2 separate regions of the Mus musculus genome follow, and region 1 is linked to region 2. The links are chromatin loops, found by intact Hi-C in ENCODE. Cell type or tissue: left cerebral cortex. All regions are shown on one strand. Each heading gives the region's core, and the rest is flanking DNA. Links, peaks and the distances in the headings are about the cores only.

Region 1 (5,384 bases), core at 94-5,093, 330 kb before region 2:
GCTTTGAGATAAAGAATTCACTATGAATGTTCTTTGGATTATTAATAGAATATTTATCCCTAATGAGAGCAACAGTCATTTTTTTATGAAACATTGATTGACTGTCACAATGCCAATTCACCTTCTCCACCTCTGCTAATACCCACGTACTTATCAGAATCATTTGTGCAAAATCAATACAGCCTATGAATTCTCTCAATGCAGCCTCTGACACAGAAGCATTAAGGAAGCTTACCGATTATTGTTAGGTAAAAGCCAGCCACTAAATCCGCTTCCCAGGAAAGTTTGGAAGCAAAAGGGTCCTCGTCTCGAAGATAGTGGGGCAGGCGCTCATCCTGAGGTAGGGCAGTGTGGTTCAAGGCCATGCTGGTCTCACACCCCCCAGGAGTCTGTGAAGCAAATCAGCAGAGATCTCAACAGACGGAATAACAAGTCCGTGAATCCGCTCACAAATGCATCTCTTTCCATAAAACAAAAGGCAAACTCCAGGGTCCCACAGGTGATTGGTACCTAGTGGAGAGATGTTCACCGTTGTTTTGTTTTGTTTTGTTTTTTTCTTAAATGACGTAAATACACCAACACGCAGTTGTTCAATTTGCAGTCTAGACAAGCCTGCATCTTCTCCTCAGGCTGCCTCTGCGGCTTTTCACACCTCCCCCAGTGAATAAAAGGTTGAAAACTAGTTTGTCCTATTGCTCCCTAGCAAACTTTGTAGAGCTCTGACGTAAGAAAACCCACAGTGAGAAATGTGGACACTGCACACTGACTTGCCAGAACACAGCATCCCAAGATAGCCCAAGCTTTCTCCATTCTTAACAGGCATGGTGAGCTAAGGAAAGAAAGAGTGTTCAGGGCACACGGACATGGACACTTCATGAAATGAAGCTAAGAGGTCAGAGATTGACAGGGTTAACCTAAGATTTAAGGCTGTTGATGAGTGGGGAAGGGGAGGGGCACACCAGCTTCCATCCATAGCTAAGGAGCAGTTATCTGCTTCGATAGGAAGGAGAGTCAGTTTTCTTTGGGGATGTGGCCTCTGGTAGGTTAATTATGGTCCAGTAAGTGGTCCTGCAACTTAAACTCAACACAATGGGCAACACAAATTAGACTTAGTGTGTTTAAAAAAAATGAAAAAATTCTCAAAGAATAAATGTTTGTGTGTGTGTGTGTGTTTGTGTCTGTGTCTGTGTGTATGTATGTATATAACTAAGGGCTGGGGGCTGGGAAGATGGCTCAGTGGATAAGAACACTGGCTGCTCTTCCATAGGTCCTGAGTTCAATTCCCAACAACTACATAACCAATCAATCCGTCGTGGGATCCAATGCCTTTGTCTGGTGTGTTTGAAGAGAACAACAGCGTACTCGCGTGCATAAAATAAATAAACAAATCTTTTTTAAAAAATAATTAAGGACTGGAGAGCTGTATCAGTGACTAAGAGAACACAACATGCTTACAGAGGAGCTGAGTTTGCCCCAGAACCCAGACTGGGTGGCTCACAGCCACCTGTATCTACAGCTCCAGGAGGGTCTGGCACCTCTGACTTTAGGCATTGGCACTTACCACACACACACACACATACACACACACCACAGAGAGACACTCACACACATGCATGCACAGATAAATATGCAGACACACATGCATACAGAGACACAGTCACACATGTACACACAGGATATACACACATACATAGGTACACCCATGTACGAATACATATACTCACACACTCACAGAGACATACTCACACATAGATATACACAGATACACACAGAGACACACTCATACATACACAGAAAGACACATACATACATACATACATACTTACATACACACATGCTCACACACACTCAATACACATACTCATACACTTAAAAGTAAAATAAATCTTAGGGAAAAAAATGGGCTATTTAGAAAATAATTGGGCCTTGATTAAAGTATACAAGGCTAGCCATGGGAAGGTTTAGAGTTTCTTAAAGCAGAGAACAGCTTATTTCAGCCACATTCCTTCAACGCCAGGATAAAATCCTAAGCAATGAGAAACTCTTAAAGCACGCAGAATTCTGTGCTATTTCTTTTGAGTTTTGATTTTGAAAGGTTTACAAAACGAACCACAACAACAACAAAACCTTTAAGTGACACTCTGCAGAAACCCAAGTCCCGTGCTGCCTCTCCCTAGTAAGGGAGGAGCCTGTGCTTCTGGGAAGTGACACACATTGCTGAGAACATGACATCCAGTGAGGCAGTAGCTACTTCTTGGTATTAAAGGAGAAATACTTTGAACCAGCTCATTTCAAACTGAACCAGTAGATGGCACTGTTCAGCCCTCTGAGACATTGGAAGTAAAAGGAATCAACTCTCCAGAGTTGTGTTAGCCTCACACAAGGAGACAGGCAATCAGTAGGTGTCACAGAGGTGCTTTCAGTTTCTATAAAAGGACAGATTTAACCCCTTTCTGGCAGACAGTTTACAGCCCGCGCAAGGCTTTTCAGTGAGAAATGGCATTTGGCAGAAGTTACTTACAGTTTGAGGACACTCTGCAATGAATATCCATTCCCATTCTTCCCAATTAGTTACAGAAAGCTAGCTGTATAGGAACCTGGCTGCCAAGCCCACTCCATCTCAAGCCCTGCCCATCCAGAGGATTTCTTTTAACGGTCAAGCTCCTGATTCCCCCTTATTCTGGTCAAGTCTGTCATCACAAGGTCCCCAAGCACTCTGGCTGTCTGGCCTCTTAGATGCAGAAACATGAGATGAAGCTGAGGCAGGTTTGGCACTCCCGCATCAGATCTTAAAAATTCTGATCTACGGCAATTTCTGAAAAGTCACATCTTACAGGTCCCCCGTGTTCATTAGCAACGAGATAGTGAATTTCTTTTCCTTTTTTTCGGTTTTACCGTATGTGTGACTGGCATGTTTGCAGCATGGGGACACATGTGTGGGGTGTACATATGGAGGCCAGAGGTTGATGTTGGTGATCGTCCTCAGTGTTTTTCTCCAGGTAATGACTTCTGATCAATACCCAAGCTTTCATAGATCACAAGTCTTGACAGCCAGCTCCCACTGGTGTTCCTGTCTCCTCACACTTGCACGGTAATTTATGTGGTGCTGGGGGCATCTTGTGGAAGAATTGGGGATAGAATTGAGTGAACCAGAGAGGTCACTGACACCACAAGAAGACCTACAGAGTCGACTAACCTGGACCCATGGGGGCTCACAGAGACTGAACCAGCAACGAAAGAGCATGGAGGGGCTGGACCTAGACCCCCTACACATTCGTATGTGCTGCTTGGTCTTTGTAATTTACATGCAGTAGTTCTTCAGCTTGGGCAAATACAATTGAGGGAAAAGACCATTTCCTCCCCCAGACTTTGGACAGATCAGTAATGTGAAATCTCATCTGCTTCTGATGCCATGCCCTTGACTCACCCTCCTGGACTGTAACCCTCTGAAACTGTAAACCCAATTAAATGCTTTCTTTTATAAATAGTAGTAGTAGTAGTAGTAGTAGTAGTAGTAGTAGTAGTAGTTACTTAAGTTTTGAGACATCTCATCCTCAACACAGTAAATTTGCAAATTGTAGACATTGAGGCAAGAAGCCCTGTCTAATTTTTACACACAGGAATACTTATTTTCTAAAACTTGCAATTCCTTTGATTTTTCATATTAGCATATGCCTTTAAGCAATGAAATATACCCCATTGCTCCCACCATTTAGTTACTGATTCTTTGACAATAAATAAAACAACCTACGGCTTTTTCATAACACTTCACTATTTTAAAAAAGCCAAAATCATCTCCTATCCCTAATGATGCCTAGAAGTTTTAAATAACTCTTAGATTCCTACAAATAATATGGCAATATAAATATATCTTCTAGCCTCTATGGATCTTTATTTGAAATCAAGGGATAACTTGAGGCATAACTAGACAAGTTCTCTCATGTCTAAACACAGGGGTCTTATAAAATGGTTTGGTGGCAGATATGGGCAAGTGTATTTTATAAGGTCACACTCCCAAGAGAAAACATACACGCACAAGTTAGTACATAGGGGAAGAGTCTAATTTGCCGGTTTTACTAATACACAAATTATCTTCAAAAATATAAAAATATTACACAAGATTTTTTTCTTCTGGCTCCCTAAATTTCTTGTAGTTTAAAATAGGAAATAACAAAAATCTAGGTAGTGTGGGCAGCAAACTTCCTGCCCAGATGCCTTTGGCCTTGTCTGCTCTCACCCCCATGAACTTTTGGCTGTGTGTGTATGTGAGAGAGAGAAAGAGAATGTATGTGTGTGACAGAGAGAGAAAGAATGAATGTGTGAGAGAGAAATGATGGAGAGAGAAAGAATGTGTATGACAGAAAGAATGAGTGAGTGTGAAAGAGAGAAACAGATAGAGAATGTGTGTGTGTGTGTGTGTGTGTGTGTGTGTGTGTGTGTGTGAGCGAGAGAGAGAGACCTGAGAACATGAGATTCAATACATCAGTACCTTAGAAAATTCGTGTAAGGACTCTGTGTAACTAATGACAGAAATCTCCCAATGGGAAAATAGCCAAGGCAGAGCTTACATCCGTCACTGCATGCATGGGTAAGGGAACTGTAAGTAATGCTATGAAAGAAGATGGACATCTAAATAAAGAAGCCTGGGAATGAGAGAGAGTATGACAAAGAAAGACAAACAGCAAAACCTGAAAACGTCAAGTGTGGGGTAGAATTCAGGAGTCACATTGCTGGTTTGCACAAGTCTTTACCAAATGAGGCCTACCTTTTTTATTATCTTAAAGGAGCACTTTAAAAAAAAAATGAAGTTCATCATTACATAAACTCCAAAGATTCGAGCCCAGCCTAGCAGGTCAAGAAACAAATGCCTTTCCCTTCCCCCAACCCAAGAGAATCAATCAGTGGGTCATAATTGCACAGGAATCAGCTTATTAAAGACCAGAGAGAGATGTGCAGGTCAGCCCTGACCCCTTTACTCTAATCTGTCTCCTCTCCACTCCAGCTTCAAGCTATGTTTTCTCCCACTGCACCAGCCCGGTGGTATCTATACCTTCCCTATAAAAAACTGAGCTGAGGAAATTTGTTGTGATGGTATGGTAACACTATTACTGCTACTTAGGGGCAGAGAAGACTAAGTACCAATAAATATTTTAAGTAGAAGAAAACCATAGGGAAATGCCGGGTCCAGCATGGCTTCCTAAGGGGAGGTGTGACACAGTTCCTGCCCCTGGAGCATCGGCAGCTCATTGATCCCCATGATCCTCGTGTCTGCTGATGACTGCTGTTGCCCAGAAGCCAATCTGCTCTCTTTACTGCTCTACTTTCAATCTTTCTTTCTGGGGAATAGACTTCCCCCCATTACTCGGAGCTAACCTTGCCATAAT
Region 2 (5,384 bases), core at 296-5,295:
CGAGGACCTCAGTTTGATCACCAAGAGTCTCCCGCAAGTCGTCTTCTGACCTTCCCCTGTGTGCCTTGACACCCCTCCCCAATAAATGTATAAATAAATAGAAACAGCTGGGCGGTGGTGGCACACACCTTTAATTCCAGCACTTGGGAGGCAGAGACAGAGGCAGAGGCAGGCAGATTTCTGAGTTCCAGGCCAGCCTGGTCTACAGAGTGAGTTCCAGGACAGCCAGGACTACACAGAGAATCCCTGTCTCCAAAAAAACCAGACAGCCAGGACTACACAGAGAATCCCTGCCTCCAAAAAAACCAGACAGCCAGGACTACACAGAGAATCCCTGTCTCCAAAAAAACCAGATAGCCAGGACTACACAGAGAATCCCTGTCTCCAAAAAAACCAATAAATAAATAAATTAGAAACAAGAAACCCTCGGAAGGGGCTGTTGAGACACTTTAGCAGGGAAATGCACTTTCTGTCAAGCCAGAGGATCGGAGTTTGATCTCTGACCTCCATATGTGTGTCTTGGCACATGTGCACACCCCTTACCCAAATTAAATAAACATAATAAACATCATAAACATAAACATAATAATAAACATAATAATAATAATAAACATAATAAACATAATAATAATAATAATAATAATAATAATAATAATAATAATAAACCACTTGATGTCAAATAGTTGGGCTGGGGAGATAGCTCATTGGTAGAGTGCTTGTCTAACAAGGTAGAGTCTCTTACCATAGGGACCCTGATGCTGGCAGCTGGACCCAAGACAGCCCTGAGGCTTTGTTTGCAGTGTCGGCCTGGGTCTGTTTGTACTCAACAAAAGCAGCAGTACAGATTCAAGGTGGAAGCGCATTAAGCAACCTAAATTGGAAAGGGTTTCTTGAGCCACTGCATGCCTGTAATTCCAGTGTTTGGGAGGTGGAGACAGGAGTAAGTTACAGGCCAGAGAGGGATGCATGAGACCCTGTTTCAAAAGCTACAAAAGCAGTAAAGCAACCAAAGGGGCCGAGAGTGTGGCTCAGCAGCAAAGCTCTGGCCTAGCATGTATGCAACTCTGGGTTTGATCCTCAGTGCTGAGACACAGTTTCTTGATGTAGTAGATCTTGAGCAACAGGTGTTAGACACCCCATTGGCCCTCTGTGGGACTGCCTTCCCTTGAGTCACCCTAGCTGCCAGCCAGGTCTTGTCCTGAGTCTCCATCCCCTGCTATAGTAAGAAGGAGAAAGTAGCCAGGCATGGAGGCTCACACTAGCAATACCAGCACCCAGGAAGTAGAAGCTGCAGGAGCCCAAGTTCAAGGCCACCCGCTGCTACATGGTGAGTTCAAATCTAGCCTAGGCTACATCTGACCTTCTCGCAAAGGTCACATTTATACCACTTTCTCTCAGATGTTTTCACATTGCCCTTGTTCTCCACTTACTTCTTGTGCTTAATGGTACAGTCAAACCTAACTAGATGCCAACATTAAAAAGGGCTCAAGTTCTTTTATTGTAAGGAGCGCTAGAAAAGACAAAAATCCCTGTTGAAAACACCATATAAAACGGAAGCTGGTGTAGAGGTTGGAGAGATGGGTCAGCGGTAAGAGCACATACTGACTACTCTTGCAGAGGAGTTGAGTTGAGTTCCCAGCACCCAGGCTGGGCAGCTCAGAACCATCTGTAACTCCAGCTCCAATGTGCCTGATGCTTCTGACCTCCAAATACAACCGCACTCACAAGCCCAGACTCTCCCCCTGCCTCCGTACACATAATTTAAATAATTAAAGAGACACCTAACAAAATAAAAGAAAGATGAGGCCAAGGTTTCTGGGTCAGTGATGGGAGGAGCCCCTGGTCCAAGACGGCTTCTGTCCTTGCCACTGTGTGAGCCACATTCTGTACTTCTGGCTTGGGCAGGAATGCCTTCTCCTCACCTGAAAAAGTAGGAGGATGTGACAGGAGACACAGTGTGCCAAGCTGAGAGCAAACCTGCCCCAGGAAAACCTTTTAAAACTTTGATTGCTTACGAGACAGGCTGGTTCATGCTTGTAATCTCAACACTAGGGTGGCCTAGGGAGGCTGAGTTAGGACGATCGCTGGGAGACTGGAGGCAGCCTGGGTGGGGTACATAGTGACTTTTAAGGCTAGCCTGGGCTACACAGAGTGATCTTGTCTCACAAAACAAAACACATTTTAAAAGGTGGTAGTTACAAATTGAAGCAAAATTGCATTTCACTGTTACCCTTTGTCACGTTGGGATGTTAAACGGAACAATTTTTATATAACGACAAGTGGTTTATTTATGGCGCAGTGGACGTATACCCATGTCTGATGGTTTATGGAGGTCAAAGAAAAACTTTCAAGACTTGTTTCTCCCTTTCTACCATGTGGACCACGGAGGGGGAAAGAGGTTAAGTTGTCCGGCTCGGCAAGGCAAGCAATCATCTTTACCCACCGAGTCATTTCAGCCACCCAAGTATACTGATTTGTTAAAAACTTTATTTATTTACTTGTTTGTTTGTTTGTTTGTTTAGTGTAGAAGTGTTTACCTGCAGGTATGTGTGATGCCCTCAGAGGCCGAATCTTCTGAAACTGTAGTTACAGATTGGGAACGGCCGTGTGGGTGCTGGAAACGGAACCTGGGTCGCCTACAAGTGCAGGAATTGCTGCTCCACTTCTGTACCATTTCTCCAGCCCGATCGATCCCCTTCCCCCATACTAATGATATGTAAATATCAGACAATTCCTCCATGTAAGAATAAAAGTTAATGTTAGCAACCAGAGTCTCTGTGTTAGATGTCTGTCTCTATCTTTCTATCCCTTCTCTCTCTCTCTCTCCCTCTTCTGTCTCCTCCTCCCTCCCTCCTTTCCTCCTTCCCTCCCTCCCCCACCCCTCCCTTCCTTTCTCCCTTCGTTCCTCCCTTCTTTCTCTCATATGCTGAGTATCACTATGCAGCTGTGGTTAGACTGGAATTTGCTGTGTTCATCAAAGCTGTCCATGAACTCTGTCTCCCTTGTGCTGGGATTTCAGGCTTGGGCCACCATACTCTTGGAAAGGTTTGTCCTCTCCGTTTACTGACCTGGCTTGTATCCCTTTAGATACTTAGACATTTACACGTGTATGAATTTACACTTGCCGCGGGTTAAGAGTGCTTGTCAAGCAGCAATTGTGGATTTATTTCCTTGCCAGCTCTTGTCTGCCAAGAAGAGAACTGATTTGGACCAGTGTTGCCATCTAGTGGTCACTATGGAAAATGCAAGACGTATTTACTATGTACAGCGGAGAGGAAGTTCTACTCCTAGCCGAGGTTAGTGGTAATTAGAAGCGCAGGCAGAGGAAGAGTTAGGAGGAAGAAACCAGAAGAGATTTGTTGTAAGGGTTTCCTTATGCAAGAAGGGGTAATGTCTTGTTTGAAGAGAGGGAGTTCTGATGTCAAAAAGTAGAGAGCAGTCCTTAAGTTATCTTTCAGCTAGCTGGCGGTGGTGGCACAGGCCTTTAGTCCCAACACTCAGGAGCAAAGGCAGGCATATCTCTGTGACTTCAAGGCTAGCCTGGTCTACAAAGTGAGTTCCAGGACAACCAAGGCTATTACACAGAAAAACCCAGTGTCAGGGGAAAGAAAAGAAAAGAAGAGAGAGGAGAGGAGAGGAGAGGAGAGGAGAGGAGAGGAGAGGAGAGGAGAGGAGAGGAGAGGAGAGGAGAGGAGAGAAGAGAAGAGAAGAGAAGAGAAGAGAAGAGAAGAGAAGAGAAGAGAAGAGAAGAGAAGAGAAGAGAAGAGAAGAGAAGAGAAAAGTTATCTTTCAAGAGTTTGGGAGCACAAAGGTCCTTGTGCCTACAGATTGCTAGGGAAACCAGGACTGTTAAACACGAGGAGTTGTCTTTTCAAAGAGAAAGATGTATAACCTGTTCTTCCACCCAGAAGGCTGGGAGCTGGAGGTGATTAACAGCCTGGTGATCTGCATTATCCGAAGGACCAGGCCATATAAAGCTCCCACACCAGGGACCTGTCTTAGTTGGGGTTTCCACTGCTGTGAAGAGACACCATGACCTAGACAACTCTTCTAAAGGCAAACATTTCATTGTGGCTGGTTTGCAGTTTCAGAGGTTTGCTCCTTTGTCATCAGGGCAGGAAGCAGGGCAGCGGGCAGACAGACACGTGCTGGAGAAGGAGCTGAGAGTTCTACATCAGGATCCCCAGGAGACTGTCTTCTGCAGGCAGCCAGGAGGAGGCTCTCTTTCCACACTGGGTGGAGTTTGGGCATAGGCTACCTAAAACCCCACCCTTACAGTGACACACTGCTCCAACAAGACCATATCTAAAACCCCACCCCTACAGTGACACACTGCTCCAACAAGACCATATCTACTTGAACAAGGCCACACCTCCTACTAGTGCCATTCCATGTGGGCCAAGCATTCAATGACCAAAACTAATCAAACCACCACAGACCTGAAGATACTCAGTAGTCTAGATGATCCTTACATTATGTATGTCCAGGTACATAAAGGCATATTATGTATGACCAGGGGCTCCTTCAAGCAGGACCAGAGATGGCTAGTAACTCAAATAACCTCTGCTATCTCTATCATTGAGACCATGCCGGATTCTAGCTGAGGCACTTAAGCTGATACATGTAGCCTATCTCTAGAACTCATCTTCTGCGAAAAAATGACCTGTGCTTGAGTTGAGGTTCAATGTAATTATGATTCTGTGTGCACTAGGGATTGTATTACACCAGCAAATTCCCCCCCCCACCCCAAATTATACTGTTGTCTGTGTTAGGGGTTTACTGCTGTGAACAGACACCAGGACCAAGGCAACTCATAAAGAACAACATTTAATTGGGGCTGGCTTACAGGTTCAGAGGTTCAGTCCATTATCATTATGTTGGGAAGCATGGCAGCATCCAGGTAAGTATGGTGCTATAGGAGCTGAGAGTTCTACCTCTTATTTCGAAGGCAGTTCTGAGAAGACTAACTTCCAGGAAGCTAGGAGGAAGGTCTCAAAGACCACCCCCACAGTGGCACACTTACCCCAACAAGGCCACACCCACTCCACAAGGCCACACCTCCCAATAGTGCCACTCCCTGGGCCAAGCATATTCAAACCACCACAACTGTCTTTAAATATGCTTACAGTAAACTTCTCAGGGTGAGACTGCAGAAGTTTGAGCCAGCCTGTCTTGCATGCGCCCGACTCGCCAGCAAGAACGACACTGCAACAGGATCCTTCTGCACACGTTTATTGGGAGAGCTTGATTGTAGAGGCGAAGAGACCCCAAGCCAAGAACTGGTGCTAGGCCTAGGAGAGGCGAGTCTCAGACCCGGATTGGTTAACATATCTCTCATCTGACTGGTTAACATGTCTCTCATCTGATTGGTTAACATGTCTCTC

What was found. Peaks named below come from ENCODE experiments on the same cell type or tissue, not always from the same donor. Only the 100,000 strongest peaks of a DNase experiment are listed, where the experiment ranks them.
Region 1: it touches region 2 in a loop (9-fold over the local background); 9 of 42 quality-filtered maps call a loop at or near these places.

What each region holds. Positions count from the first base shown.
Region 1 is chr17:42,610,945-42,616,328 of GRCm38, forward strand. It overlaps Opn5 (opsin 5), which reads right to left and starts at 369. Exons shown (of 7, transcript NM_181753.4): 1 at 236-369. The coding sequence starts at 365. In left cerebral cortex, for the core only: a CTCF peak has its summit at 2,308 (motif pointing right); a DNase peak (open chromatin) is centred at 2,301.
Region 2 is chr17:42,940,379-42,945,762 of GRCm38, forward strand. No RefSeq gene overlaps it. Among named protein-coding and RNA genes, the nearest start is that of Cd2ap, 67 kb to the left of the region's middle. In left cerebral cortex, for the core only: a CTCF peak has its summit at 3,224 (motif pointing left); a DNase peak (open chromatin) is centred at 3,215.